Regions from separate parts of the Homo sapiens genome. Here regions 1, 2, 3 and 4 are each linked to region 5. A link is a contact called in ENCODE Hi-C or POLR2A ChIA-PET data. All regions are on one chromosome and are shown on one strand. The core of a region is the stretch at or near the end of the contact, and the rest is flanking DNA. Distances in the headings are between cores, read along the strand shown. Region 1 overlaps RFTN1 (raftlin, lipid raft linker 1). Region 2 overlaps RFTN1 (raftlin, lipid raft linker 1). Region 3 overlaps SH3BP5 (SH3 domain binding protein 5). Region 4 holds the start of RBSN (rabenosyn, RAB effector). Region 5 holds the start of ANKRD28 (ankyrin repeat domain 28).

Region 1 (2,700 bases), core at 201-2,700, 580 kb before region 5:
CCCTCCAAGTGCCCTATTCTGTGTCCTTCTTGTGTCATCTCAGTAACTCCTCACAACAGCTTTATGGCAGAAGATGCTATTACTAGATCCATTTTACAAATAGGGAGTGTCACCTTTTATACCCCCATATAGTTAAATTTCTTTATCACAGCTTGAGTATTTGGCCTCCCTGAAGGCTGAACGTCCAGGGACCCTGTCCTTATTGGTTGTGACCCTCACCTGACCCCCAGCCTCTCTCCTAATCTTTCTCCTAGGAAGCCCACTCACTGTCACTCCCCCACAGGCACACACGGGCCCCCCCAGGCACCCCTCCCCACTGCCTGCTCAGCTCCCAGCTTGCCTTCTCTCAGAGCCCCCTAAGGGAGGGTGAAGTGTTTTTTACTCCTCTTCTGCCAGGTGGGCTTAAATAGGCAATCACAGCAAGACAATTAAAAAAAATCCAGAGGGAGTCTCCCTCCTCTTCCCTCCTTCTCCTCAGTTAATTTATTTCCTTTATAGGAGGCCTTGGGGAGAGGAATCTAGGCAATGCCTGCTCAGACAGGACTTTCCAGTGGATTCTCCATGCGGAAGCAGGGGCAGGTCGTCCCTCCCCATCTCTGCGGGCTCGGTGCAGCCGTCACGCCTCCTTGCCCCTGCAGGTTCTTGGGGAGGCCCGCCGTGGGTTCCTCTTCCTGCTCGCTGACTTATTTCCTGGTCTGGGGGAATTTCCTTTTGGTTGGAGGTCCGTGCTGTGCCGTGATCACCTGAGCCTGTGCAGGGACAGCCTCAGTGTCTCCGTTGCCACAGCTTCCATCAGAGAAACCAGGAGGCTAGACAGGTTCACGAAAATTCTAATCATTCTCACCGTCACCAAAATAACAAGTCTTCCAAGCACTGCCCTTCCTACCCTGCACCTCCTCACTTAAAATGCTTAGAAATGTCAGCCAGAAACCCAAGCGTGTGATGCCAATCATGTTTCTGGCTGAGAGGATTTTATTCAGTAGCCCTCCCTGGCTGCCAGCTCATTGTGAATGGCCAAAACCTGGGGGTTGGGCTTTCCTGATGTGAGGGCTCCTTCCCTCCCAACTCCCTTGGGATAGTTGGACCCCATGATGCGGCCCCCTCCCAGATCTGCCACCTGCCGCCATCTTTCTGGCCTTTTACTCAGTCCATTAACAAACAGCTATTGAGCTCCCACCCACGGTCATCAGCCCCTGCCTTCTGTGTCCTGATGAAGTTAGCCTCTTGTTAGATTTGGGAAAGAGCCCAGGGTTTGGGGTTTGAAAGACTCTTGGCTGTGCCACTTACTGGCTTGTGATTTCTGGGGGATCCACTTAGCACTTCTGGGCACAGAACCAGGGCCACCCCCTCTCATCAAGTTTGGGAGAGTCACATGAGATGGTGAAGGTGAAAGGCCCTTGTAAATATGGGACACATGCCTGTGGCTGCTGTCATGCTTGCAGGTGGAGTCCTGTGGATTGTTGTGCACGCAGCAGCGGTCCCTGCACTTTGCCTTTCCTGCTGCCCTGGCAAGCGGGCCTCACTATTAGTACCTGCTATTAGTACCCAAGCCTTAGCGAAGCTTGAGCAGCCTTGCCCAGATTTAGGCATCTGGATGGAGCAGCCTGGGGCCCTTCTACCCTCCTGCCCTGCCTCGCCACCATGGTGCCCACTGCCTCCCTTCCCAATGCAAACCTTTCTGCTTAGTTCCTTCTGCCCATGACCTCAGCAGCCTGCAGTCCCCACCCAGCTTGGACTGCCCAGCCAAGTGTGATGCCCACTTGTTCCTTCCAATGCAGCTAATGACCAGCTGCCTCCTCCTCCCACATCTAGCCCTTGGAGCCCCAGATTTTCACCCAGGCTCTAAACTCTTTCTTCTCTCCAGACCAGAGGTCTCCTGGGACAGCAGGGCCCAGCCAGTCCCCTGCTTACCCTCAAGACCTGGGCTCTCTGGGGCCCCACCTGCAGGCAAACTGCAGCCTTCCATCCTGTGCCAGAGTCCCCACGCCCAGGTACAGACCTCAGGGCTGGACAGCTGCCTCTTTCCTCCCCACTCCCTAGTAGCCTGGCAAGGCCTGAATGGACCAGGCTCCAAGGCTGGCAGGACTCAGCCACCCCCACCCTTGGGCCCCATGCCCCCTTAACCTGCCCTCACTTTCTCCTCTGGTTGGCTTAGGTCAATACGGTGAACACGTGTAACAGGAGGGATCTAAATGAGGCAAGGTGGGGGAAAGGGAGAGATGAGAAGACAGTCCAAATGCTCCTTGGGTGCTCTGCCAGTACAGTCCTTCAGCCACTCCCAGAACATTCTCAAAAACAATGCCTTCCCTATCCCTTTGGGACTTACCATCCCATGTCTGGAAAAATCTTCCAGCTGGGGTCATGGCAGAGTCACAGAGCAGCTGAGAAAATTTAAACAAACGTGGGGCTTCTTTTTGGAATCTTTGGTGCTTGCTCACGTGAGGATGTGTGTTGGAGAATCAGAATATTAAAACATCAAAGGACATCACTTTTGGACAGTTCTCTTGGCTGGTTTCCATGTGGGTAGAGAAAGGACTGGAGACAAGGAGATGATGGGGCAGAGGAGCGTACAAGGGTTATGCATGTGCAATCAGGTTTCTCCCAATATTTCATTGCTGCTGATGCTTTGGAGGCTCTTCGTTCCAACACTGTTTCCTTTTCCTGAGAAATTTATTTCTGTCTCTGGCTTCAGTCTGGCCC
Region 2 (2,700 bases), core at 99-2,598, 640 kb before region 5:
TGAATTCTTTGATTGTTAATGCATATACACACAAAAAGATAATACTGATTTCCTCTAAGGAAATAAATGTAGGAGGTAGAGGATAGGGCTAGGATGTAGACTTTTCACTGAATACACATTTGTACCTTTTGACTTTTGAACGTTGTTTGCCCTTCTCAAAAATAAATAAATTAAAAATCCAAATTTTAAAATAATTCAATAGGTGAAAATATTCCTGGTTTTTATTTGTGTAATTCTAATGCTGAATTAAAGTGTGTTTTCAAATATTGGTTAGCCTTTTACACTTTTAAGGCAATTGCCTATTCATATATTTTTCCCGTTTAAAAATTATTTTGGGGTGGGGAGTGTTTTGCAAATTTAAGGAAATTAGCCCTTTGTCTTAAGGGTCACAGAAATTTTGTTCCAGTTTGTCTTTTGACTTTGTTTATGCTGCTTTTTGCCACCTAGTATTTTTATATTTGCTCAATGTATTTTTCTTCTTTTCCCTTCCCTTCTTCCTTTCTTTCTTTATTTCTGTGTGTTTTTTTTTAGAGGGTGGAAATGACTTTTTCATTGTGATCACTGATAAGACGACTCTAGATCTAAGACAGTCCATTATTATTTTATTTTATTTCATTTTTGAGACAGTGGCTTGCTCTGTTGCCCAGGCTAGAGTGCAGTGGCCCTATCATGGCTCACTGCAAACCTCCCCATTTCCAGCTCAAGCGATCTTCCCACCTCAGCCTCCTGAGTAGCCAGGACCACAAGCACTGGCTAATTTTGAGGGGGTTTTTTTGTTTTTGTTTGTTTGTTTGTTTGTTTGTTTGTTTGTTTAAGAGAGACCGAGTTTTACTATGTTGCCCAGGCTGGTCTCAAACTTCTCGGCTCAAGCGATCCATCTGCCTCGGCCTCTCAGAGTGCTGGGATTATAGGCCTGAGCCATCACGCCTGGCCGACATCCAATTATTAATGCCTTTGGGTGATTTGGAAAACGACAGGCTGCTTATAAAGTCTGTTTGAAGACAGTAAAAACTGGGACAAACTCATTTTAGCAGTGACCTAGAGGATCCTCCCCGAGGGCAAGGGAAGAGGGGTTTGGGCAGGGCTGAGTGGGCGTTGTGATGGGTCTTTGATGAGCCTCTCCTCTCTCCACTCCAGCGGAGCTCCCTGGGTCCTCAGCAGTGAGGCTGGCCTCCCTGCGTGACCTGCCCGCCCAGCTCCTGGAGCTGTACCAGCAGGGCTTCTCGCTGGCGGCCCTGCACCCCTTCGTGCAGCCCACCCATGAGCGGGAGAAGACGCCCCTGGAGCACATCTTTAGAGCCATCCTGATCAAGAAAACCGACAGGTAAGGCCTCCACGGGTGAATGGGTAGCATCCTGTTGCGGCTAAGTTATGCTCAATAGAGGAGGGGAAGTGAGAGGATGGGGTTGGGGGTTGAAATTTGCATGCTGTCCTCAGGGCCTCAGCCCTCAGACAGGTGAGGCAAACAGTTAGACAACCAGAGAGGTTTCTTTCCTAGCATCCTGCGATGAAAAACAAATGCATGTCCAACTGCAAGTAGAGAGTTCCATTTTACATTCTTTCCCTCTTTTAACTCACTGGATTAAACTCAGCTAGAAAAATGTCTCCTCAGAAGAAGCATATGCCCAGAATGATGTGGCTAGTAAAAGTGCAATACTTTTAAACTGAAAGGCATGACTGGAAAACAAATAATTTTGTTTAGAGGCTATAGACAAACTTAATGTCTTCCCGCAAAGTCTAGAAATACTTTAACATTTTGCGCCTACCATAAATTCTGTCAATCACTTGACAGTTAAAAAAATACAAAAAATAAACACCACCTAAATAAAATGCTATAATTGGTTTGGTCTTGATTTAGATTTTCAGGGCTTGGGGATGTTTTTCAGTTTGGCTTGCCCAGTTGAATGCTTATGCCTATATTTCAGTTGAGCCTAATTAAGAAAAGAGAAGTGGGGTTAGTCTTTCAAAAGGAACAATATTAATTTTTTTAAAAAAAAAAAACAGTGAGGATGGGATGGAGAGAGCAGTATGTTTTTCCTGCTTTCATAAAAATAAAAATTAAAATGAAGTCTGGGAAAGGAAATCAGATTTGTCTTTTGGCCAACTATCATAGAAGGAATGACAGCATGTGCCACATTTTAAAAAGGGAGTACAGAGCAGCTCCTCCTTGTTCTCTCCTTTTAAAGTCACTTTGCAGGTAGACAAAGCATTTGGCTGGTGTGCTCATAAGGGACAGCTGTGAGGCATGAGGTTGCGTGTCTAAGACTGACTCCTCTTTCCTTTCCTTTCCTTTATTTCTTCATGGTTGATCAAGCTCTGGGGCTCTTACTCTACATCAACACACATTACGTCAACACACATTAGAATTCAAAGTGAAAGGTGGTGCATGTTTTTGCTCGAACCCAGAATTCACACATGTTTTGGTAGGGCAAGACTTTTCTCAGTGTCTGCCTTTTATGTGTATTAGTTTGTCTTTCTCTCTCTCTCTCTTTTTTTTTTCTGTAGAAACAAGGTCTCGCTATGTTGCCTAGGCTGATCTTGAAATCCTGGCCTCAAGCGATCCTCCCACCTTGGCCTCCCAAACCACTGGGATTATGGGTGTGAGCCACTGAGCCTGGCTGCATATTGGTTTCTTTTCTTTTCTTTTTTATTTCCTTGAGATGGGGTCTCACTCTGTCACCCAGGCTGGAGCACAGTGGC
Region 3 (2,700 bases), core at 175-2,674, 530 kb after region 5:
CTTGGTACGAAGCCAGTGCTCCAGAATGAGTCACAGTGTCTCTCCGTGACAGCGAGAGCTGCTCCTTCCCTTATGTTGCTTGAGGTTTGTCTGGTTTGGGTCATCCCCAGGGGGTCTTGACTGGACTCAGGCTTCCAGAGGGACGAGGTTTTCCAGGGTTTGCTCCCATGGAACCCCAGCAATACTGGCTGGGTTTCGAATCTGTGATGGGGAGACCTTGATGAACAGCCCTAAATGGGGGCTGCACTTCGGGTATGTGCTGTCGGAGGAAGGCAGGGGTCATGGCGGATTAGACCAGAATCAGGTGTGTACTTACGACAGGCCTTCTGGGCTGGGATTCAGGGAGTTGACAGGCACAGAGGAAGCGGACTGTGTGTGATCCTTACTCACAGCTTGGCTTGCTGGGTTTTATGTCATTATATTGGGTTCTTTACTGGCTCTCATGACCACCTCTCTGACTGCGTTACTCAGAGCCAGAAATGGTGTGCCTTAGTCTGTACAGGCCAAGACAAAATACTAAACAAAATACCATAAACAGGGTAGTTGGTAAACAATAGAAATTTATTTTTCACAGCTCTGGAGGATGAGAAGTGCATTGGTAGGTAGGACATTGGTAGATTCAGTGTCTCATGAGGGCCTGTTTCTTGGTTCACAGATGACCATCTTTTCCATGTCCTAACACGGTGGAAGGGGTACATGAGCTTATAAGGTCACTAATCTCATTCATGATGGTTCTACCCTCATTACCTCATCACTTCCCAAAGGCCCTATCTCCAGATACCCTCACACTGGGGATCAGTTTCAACATAAGAATTTTGGGAGGACACAAATGTTCAGACCATAGCAGCTAGGGACAGTTCTTGGCTCAGCAGTACTTGGTTACCCCTGCCTAACTCTATCGGGTTTCTTAGAAGTCACGCAGAATGTTCCTGGATACCTCTTCCCCCTTCCAGGCTTGGCTCCTGGGCTGCCCAGGCTCATGTTCCTGGTATCCCCCCACACCAGCCTGGGTCCATTGTGCCCCTCTGCATTCTCTGTCTAGATTCCCAGCGCCTGGAAAACGAGTGTAGGGCTGGTTTGCTGCAGGGTGGGTGGGTGAGCTGACCTGTGGCTTCAGCAGCTCCAATAAGACCCTGGACGGCGCGGGTACGGGGTTGCAAGAGGTCTTGGTGACTCCTTGAGAAAGCCGTCTGGGGGACTGGATTAGAAAAGTCAGCAGGTTAATGCCAATAGGATTTCCCTTTTAAATGTCACCTGCCACAGTGGCTCAAGTCCTGGGGGATCTGATAATTAAAGATGGCCTTGTGCTTCCTTAAATAGAAAGCTTGGCACACAAATGACTTCAAGAGTCAAATCCGCGTTGACTTTACGCACCTCTCCCTGCAGCCTGAGACTCTCGGCTGAGCTTGGCTTTGTGTGGCCTTGCGCCTCCTGCCCCCTAGTGGGCGTGATGCTCACAGAGCTAGACGTGGGCTAGAAACAACTTTTCTGGGTCATCTCGAGAAAAATGGAAGGGGTGGCTGGAAATCTTGGAAGTTCACAAGCCAAAGCCCGATAGATATGAAAAGGACAAAATGTAAGGTAGCTTCTTCCAAGAAATTAGCTGAAGGGCCACTTTTCCTTTTTGCCCTTCTTCCACCCCAGCTGGAGACCCATGTCAGCCTATAAGCAAGCATTTCAGAAGTCATTTAATCTGTTGTTTAAAGATAAACAAACCATGCTTCTGCTTTGTGTATCTCTCATTTTTAAGTCCCAGGGCCCCAGTGGATAGTGGGTGGCCTCCCAAGGAGTGGCATCCCCAGACCTCCACACTGTATAACTCAGGGCACCGTTCATACCACAGACTTTGGGAATAGCGCTTTTTGGAGTTGTGCAGTGCAAGACCTGTGGGGCTATACAAGATGGCCCTGTACTCCTGAGGTCATGAGGGCTTCATAGGGCCCTGGGAGGGCCAGCTGATATGTGCCTTCTCTGTGGCCACTGAAGGGAAGGGCCCATTTGGTTTTCTTGGGCTTGGGGGCAACCTCTGCAGATTGGCAGGTGTTCCGGGTCACATGCCAGGATTTCCACCTTTGAGCTGATATTCCTCTTCCCAGATCCCTTCACAGTTGCATAGGCTGGAAATGCCCCTCATTGAACAGATGAGTTAAAAACAGACACCAGCAAGAGACAAAAGCCTGTGGCAAAGCTTTCCCCCATCACGTCCCTGTGCCACTCAGAATTTCAGCGTGCAGAGCAGGCTCTCCGAATGTAATGGATGATGCAGAACATAATTCTTTCTCCAGGACACACACTTGCATGGTTGGCTTTGAAACAGTGTCGAGTAACTGGGAACTCTCTGGACTTAGCGTTTCCCCCAGTGGTGCTCATGTTGACCCCTCCTAGAGCCTCACGGGCCTGGCATGCTCAGCCAGCTGAAAGCTGTGTGATCAAAGGGCTAGAGAATGTCTCCTCCCTTGTCTGCCTTCTGGGTACTCTAGGATGCTTGTTTCTGTAGAACAAGGGAGCTTCATCTCACCCTCTTCTTCCAAAGTATTACTTAAGGGTCTAATAAAAGAAAATTCCGTGCTCAGAAAGGCCCAGGGCTGTCTTGAAGAAATGGCAGTGGCTTGGACTACACGATCCCTCCAGGCACAGCGGGACACTGGGGTTCCCACGTAACGTGCCCAAGATTATCTATGCGGCCCCTCACACTTCCTG
Region 4 (2,700 bases), core at 189-2,688, 700 kb after region 5:
TCATGATGGTTTAATAAACGTTCATTGCCCTACCCAAAACATAGTCCTGCCTGTAAGTGTGGCTCGTTTTGGGACCTCGGTGGCTTCAGACTTTCAAAAGGGTGGTTTTACTCCCAAAGTCCTGGCTTTTGGGACCTAAGGCAGAAGCTAGTGATGGAGACGGGGAGCTTGGCATGTTGCTTTGCTTCTGACAGGTTAGGAAGCCTCTTCCTTGTCTCCATCAGTAAACAAAGGGAAGTCATTATTCGCTCCTGCAGATGTTGTAACGTTAAAAAAAAATTGGCCATCAGATTGAGAGAAAAGGCTAAGTCACTGGAGCCAATTTCTTTTGTACAGATGAGAGAACTCAGGCGAAGAAAGGGGAAAGGACCTGCTCAAAGCCACAAAGTAACGTACAGCCAGGGCTAGAACCCAGATCTCTAGACCCCTAGTTCACTGCCCTTTCACTGGTGATTGCTTTCCAAAAACTCAATGCTCTCCAAGTCCGGAGCCCCATGTCCTTAAATGGAAGGTGATGGAGGCTCAGTGCTCCTGTCCAGAGACCAGGTGGGGAAGACTTTTTGGAGGCAGGGAAAGTGAGATGGGCAAAGCCAATATGCAGGACACCCTCCTACCTACCTACCTACCGTGCAATTACCTCAATCTTCACAACACTGTGAAGCGGAGACTATCATTATCATCCCCATTTTACTTCTGTAAAAGGGGGCCAGTAACACTGCAGGGATGTAAACGGAGGCCCAGGATCGTCCCATCGTCCCATCGTTCTCTGCAGCTCTTGCTCCTAGAGGCTGGCTATTGCTAAGGTCCAGAACGTGTGCAGGGCACAAAGCAAATAGGTCTCCGGGACTGGGATGAGGTTTTGCCTCTCTATACCCCGTGGTACCCAGCACAGCGTAGGCACGGGGTAGGTCCTGGCTGATCAATCGTCCTGCCTTTTGAAAATGCCATCTTTTCCACAGGCTTGGCCATGCTGTACACCCCGGGATACACCTTCTCATACCAAGTCTCCACTCTCATGTGGTTCTATTCTTGGACTTTCCATCGCCTCCACGTCCCCTGAATATTTTTTCTGTCTCTAGCTCTCAGGAACTTTGATTCCTTGGCTGCCTTATTCTTTGTGCACTTTGGTCAAGAGCCAAAGATCTACTGGTCTCAGCTTTCCCACCTGTACAAGGCGGTGCAGAGCCATTGGCTGGCTTTGACGCGCTATTAGTTCGAATTCGGGACGTAAGAACCGCACAAAATTACCGAGCCCCACTTTCTCTCCGCTCCCCACCATCCCCTCCCTCGTTCGGAAAGCGCCTGCGCAGAAGCCGCCGGCCCGCCCTCCACTATTCGAATCCGTATCCGCCCTTTTCGCGCCCTCGAAGACTCGGCGCTCGACAGGCGTCTACCAGCTTGTCTTCCGGTTTCGTCGCCGCCGCAGGCGCACCTGCCGAGTTCCGAGCGACCGATGGAGATGGCGGCTGCGGCTGAGTGACGGACGGTGGAGGCCCAGAGCCCGGGCCTGAAGGGGGGGACAAACCTGGGTGCCCGCAGGAGCCCGGCAGGGTACATACAGAGGGTCAGGCCCAGTCTGGGGGGCGGGGACACGACTCCTCCAGAACGGAGACGGGCGGGCCGTGTGTGGTTGTGGTGGGTGTGACGTGAGAGGTGGGAGATGGGGCTTTCAGGCCGTGCGTTTCGCTTGTGTGTGCCTTTGATGATTGGGCTCTGTGTGGTTGTGCGGTTACGCGGGGCGTATACACTTGGGTTTGGTTGTGCAGCTGTGGGTGGAGTGGGTGGGTGCTTGTCTCCCGAGCGGTTGTGTTTGATTCTCTGGTTGTGTAAAGCTGAAGCGTTTGTATTCTGAGTTCGTGTGGAGATGTTCGGAGTGTTTTGTGTGGTGTCTGTGCGATGTGTGACGTTGTCATGTCTGCTTCACGGGATTGAGTCGTTCGTGTTGTGTGTGGTCATGCGATGTGTGTATAATCATGTTAGTTATGTGGGTTGTGGTTGCGATCGTGAGGCCGGGTTGAGTGCGGCTGTGGGATGTGTCGTCGATGCGGCATGTGGCGGGGTGACATTCATGCTGGATGTACGGCTGCAGAACATGTAGCTATATTTATTTTTTTTATTTTTATTTTTTTTACTTTTTACGTGATTTAGAGTGCGAGGGGCTTGCTTATGTGTTCAGTTATGGTTGTGGGGTCCAATTCGGTGGTTGTGTTAGATTTCTTTATGGTGTATGCTTAGTTATATGATTTTGGAGTTCATTCATTTCTTCGTTCATTCATGGAGCTTTATTGTGCTGCTTCATTGTGTGTGCCAGGTACTGTGCTAAACCCTGGGGAGACGGCGAAGTGGAAAACATATAGAGTCTGTGCCCTCCCAGATTTTACAGTCTTACTTGGTCACTTCACGTATGTACCTGCGGTTATAAATTGAGATGAGTGCTGTGAAGGAGAAGTCCATTCTGATGCTCTGAGTAAGAGGCATTTCTTTTGAGGAAGTGAGGTTTGGGTTTGGGCTGAGGCGTGAAGGGTGGTTGTGTGGCATGGATGTGGTGGGCTTTGTGTTATTTGTGGTCGTTAGGGGTGAGTGCATGGGAAGAAAGGGAGCTGTCAGAGTCAGCATCAGATGAACCACTGGCTGGGGAGGGAACAGGCCAGACCTAGGGCTGCTATATTCCAGTGGAAAAGTTATGAAGTCACTGGGTTT
Region 5 (2,700 bases), core at 191-2,690:
TTCTTCCATAGATTGATACATTTTATAGCTTTCAATGGTTCTTGTTTTAAATTCTGACATTCTTATATTTGTATCATGCTGGGATTTTTTGTTTTTTTTTTCCTTTTTATGGTTTTAAGACTTGCTTTGAAGTACCCATTTAAAAATAACTCGTTTTAGAATATAGCAATAAATAGTATATTCCTTTGTTACCTAAACTTTTCACAACCTTTATAGGTTACCTGTTTGTTAAGATCACTTTTATAAGCTAGTATTACAGGTTGCAAAGATCTGGAGATGAGTGGAGAGAAGAGAGTGTGTCTGTATGTGTGTGTACTCAGTGATAGCAGAATAGATTAGAAAGAGTATGTGTTTAAAATAACACACAACTTTATTAATTTATACAACTTTGGGTAAAATACATCATTTCTGAGTCTGTTTTTCCCTCTATAATGGGAATACAGCAAGGTTATTGTATTAAATGAGAATGTACAGCACATAGCATATCACAGATGTTCAAAAGTAACTATTATGTTTATTATTGTTTATTAATAAAAATGCTAGTTAATATGAAGAACACAGATTGAAGGGGGACCATGGTATTTTCTTTGTAAGTTTTCTCTTGAGAAATATCCCCCATGTTGGGTAAACAGAGAAAGAAGAAAAAAAACGATGAAATGATTGGCTTTGACATTTATTTATGGCTTTGGGAAATTTATAGGGAGGGAGATTATTTGTATTACCCTGTGCCCTTTTGACATAGGTAATTCAGGACGAAGGACATTTTTTTTTTCATGTACCTCTTTAACAGATTTTTAAGGCTTTATTCCCTATCCAAATGGGAAGGTAGGATTATTTTATTTCTTCAGTGAAAAATCAAATGATTTATATAATTTTAGAGTTAGGATTTCTACATTATGAAATTTTTGCTTTTCCCTTTAAAATATGAATCAATGATTGATTAAATTCACCAATTTAGAAATTGTTAGACAATCTTAAATTTCATTTGTTTAAGCTTTGCATTCTAGAAAATAAAATACACCTGGCAGATTAAAACTGATCTTGGTAAAAATATGAATAAAACAATTTCATGGTTTTTATAATCTAATAAAATATTTCTCCATCTTTAAACCTTTTTTATGAGTCCATTGCAGGCATATTCTTACTGCAACTGTCATTATAGGGTTAAACATTTGCTTTATTGTAACACACGAAAGCAGTTAAGCCGTTTGGAATTGTTTACTTGCTAAAACCACTGTTAGTCAGCAGAGGCAGTACACCAGATTTCCTTGTGGCTTTTAGTGGAAAATGTTAAAAGCGCACTCATTTTTCAGTTATAGAATTTTTTAGTTTGATTTGGATTAGTCACAGAACTGGCATGAACCTTCTAATTGTGAAGGCTGTCCAAATGCACTATTTTTTTCTCCTGCTAGAGGAAGTTACATCCCGAGAAGTAGCTCAGATCTCTGGTAAGTGTAACATGTGAGCATTACTAGGCATTTCATCCTGTGGGTCTGCAGTCTTTGCTCTTCAGACTGTTGCTCCGTTGGAATGCTTCTGTGGGACTGATACTGAGGTTCTATAGATATTTTTTAAGGACCTACTCATTTGGGGATGTCAGTGGTGTTTTGCAAGATCATCTGAGGAACAGGAAAGCATTTGAAATCTGAAAAGGATAACTGTGGCGGTTTTCACAGTGGAAGGAAACTATATTGGCAAAGAGGCAGATGACTGAATAAAGTAGTTGGCTCAAAGAAGATGCACAGTCTGCTATTTTTTTCTCTGAATGAAGACTGTTTAATGGAAGCTGTATTCATGTGGAGATCAAAGGAAACACTGGAATGATACACTACTATGTTTTTCCCCCCCCTTTTTTTTTTTAAAGAAAACAAAAAGCCTGAAGCAGTAATTTGAGCTCAAATGCCTTCTAATTCCTTCACAGCCTGCTTGTTCTACTAGGATTCTCCACTAACACCATTTCTGCCTGGTGCCTGTGCCCTTTTGCTGGAGCAGCCACAGACAACTGCCTGATGGAGAAAGAATGAACGCTCTGCCTTGCTTATGCTATCGATGGGAATAAAGCTAACTGTGTTTCTTCTATTATATGGGAAACCTGGATTAATCAAGCTGTATTCTAGTACCAAGAGTCGTATTGTCTCTTGTGGTCTGACTCATCACATGTAAACGTACTGCAGCTTTGCTATTAATGCAGAGTGGTTTTTTTTTTTTTGTTTTTGTTTTTTGCCCCTTTCCCAAACACTGAAAGAATTGTTAACCTCTGAGCTTCATTTTCAGGATTTGTGCTGAGCTCTAGATCTTTTTTCTGTGAATAGTATCTGCATTAAACCAGTGATGAAGAAATGAAGACAAATTAGAAGTGGAAACAGAATAGTGAGATTTTATTTTTTATTTTCAATTATAAGCAAAACAGCTACTGGTAACTATATGACCTTGCAGGCAAGAGTGGGTATCGCTGTGATCATCTCTGTCACAGCAGTTGTTTCTCATTTCATTCTATATTGTGTGGTGTTGTGTCACCAAAAACAATGATTGTTTTGTGCAAGTAAATTTCAGAGATAGAGCAATAAGACTATTTTGGTAGAGGAAAAATATTTTTAAATGAGCTTGGACTCAGTTTTAGTTATTGACATGTTGGTGTGAAATTTCTTCTTAAGTATTGCAGTAATCCAACAGAAATAATAGAATTTCGTTATATTTAGG

The links. A loop is a pair of places that touch in the nucleus more often than their neighbours do. ChIA-PET counts read pairs that join two places held with the same protein, here RNA polymerase II (POLR2A). Pooled maps may share reads with other maps.
Region 1: a loop to region 5 is called in a map of GM12878, with 2.0 times the contacts of the local background. The contact joins the enhancer-like site here to the promoter of ANKRD28 in region 5. A Hi-C loop is called at or near these places in 1 of 168 maps with a recorded cell type or tissue (GM12878), 4 of 37 single-sample maps with no recorded cell type and 5 of 50 pooled maps.
Region 2: a pooled map shows a loop between it and region 5 (5-fold over the local background). The contact joins the enhancer-like site here to the promoter of ANKRD28 in region 5. A Hi-C loop is called at or near these places in 6 of 37 single-sample maps with no recorded cell type and 5 of 50 pooled maps.
Region 3: a pooled map shows a loop between it and region 5 (4-fold over the local background). The contact joins the enhancer-like site here to the promoter of ANKRD28 in region 5. A Hi-C loop is called at or near these places in 2 of 37 single-sample maps with no recorded cell type and 7 of 50 pooled maps.
Region 4: a pooled map shows a loop between it and region 5 (10-fold over the local background). The contact joins the promoter of RBSN here to the promoter of ANKRD28 in region 5. A Hi-C loop is called at or near these places in 1 of 37 single-sample maps with no recorded cell type and 10 of 50 pooled maps. POLR2A ChIA-PET finds 5 or more read pairs at or near these places in 2 of 52 experiments (GM12878 and MCF 10A).

Annotation. Positions count from the first base shown.
Region 1 is chr3:16,372,806-16,375,505 of GRCh38, reverse strand. All of the region lies in intron 5 of RFTN1 (raftlin, lipid raft linker 1), which reads left to right. Among named protein-coding and RNA genes, the nearest start is that of OXNAD1, 110 kb to the right of the region's middle. RefSeq lists an enhancer at 1,664-1,713. Within about 2 kb of position 1,450, at least 8 of the 41 ENCODE cell types and tissues checked have a DNase peak (open chromatin) inside an H3K27ac peak, as active enhancers do; they include GM12878, where a contact is called at or near this core.
Region 2 is chr3:16,432,475-16,435,174 of GRCh38, reverse strand. It overlaps RFTN1 (raftlin, lipid raft linker 1), which reads left to right. Exons shown (of 10, transcript NM_015150.2): 3 at 1,138-1,324. Among named protein-coding and RNA genes, the nearest start is that of RFTN1, 80 kb to the left of the region's middle. RefSeq lists a silencer at 1,321-1,450. Within about 2 kb of position 1,348, at least 3 of the 41 ENCODE cell types and tissues checked have a DNase peak (open chromatin) inside an H3K27ac peak, as active enhancers do.
Region 3 is chr3:15,266,860-15,269,559 of GRCh38, reverse strand. The region is part of intron 4 of SH3BP5 (SH3 domain binding protein 5); the gene reads left to right. Among named protein-coding and RNA genes, the nearest start is that of SH3BP5-AS1, 14 kb to the right of the region's middle. RefSeq lists enhancers at 43-92, 1-359, 539-1,077, 1,078-1,617 and a silencer at 1,405-1,514. Within about 2 kb of position 1,424, at least 11 of the 41 ENCODE cell types and tissues checked have a DNase peak (open chromatin) inside an H3K27ac peak, as active enhancers do.
Region 4 is chr3:15,097,886-15,100,585 of GRCh38, reverse strand. It overlaps RBSN (rabenosyn, RAB effector), which reads left to right and starts at 1,438. Exons shown (of 14, transcript NM_022340.4): 1 at 1,438-1,551; 2 at 2,312-2,467. RefSeq lists enhancers at 1,351-1,480, 1,369-2,233 and a silencer at 2,571-2,650.
Region 5 is chr3:15,796,719-15,799,418 of GRCh38, reverse strand. ANKRD28 (ankyrin repeat domain 28) reads left to right here and starts at 1,440. Exons shown (of 28, transcript NM_001349278.2): 1 at 1,440-2,700.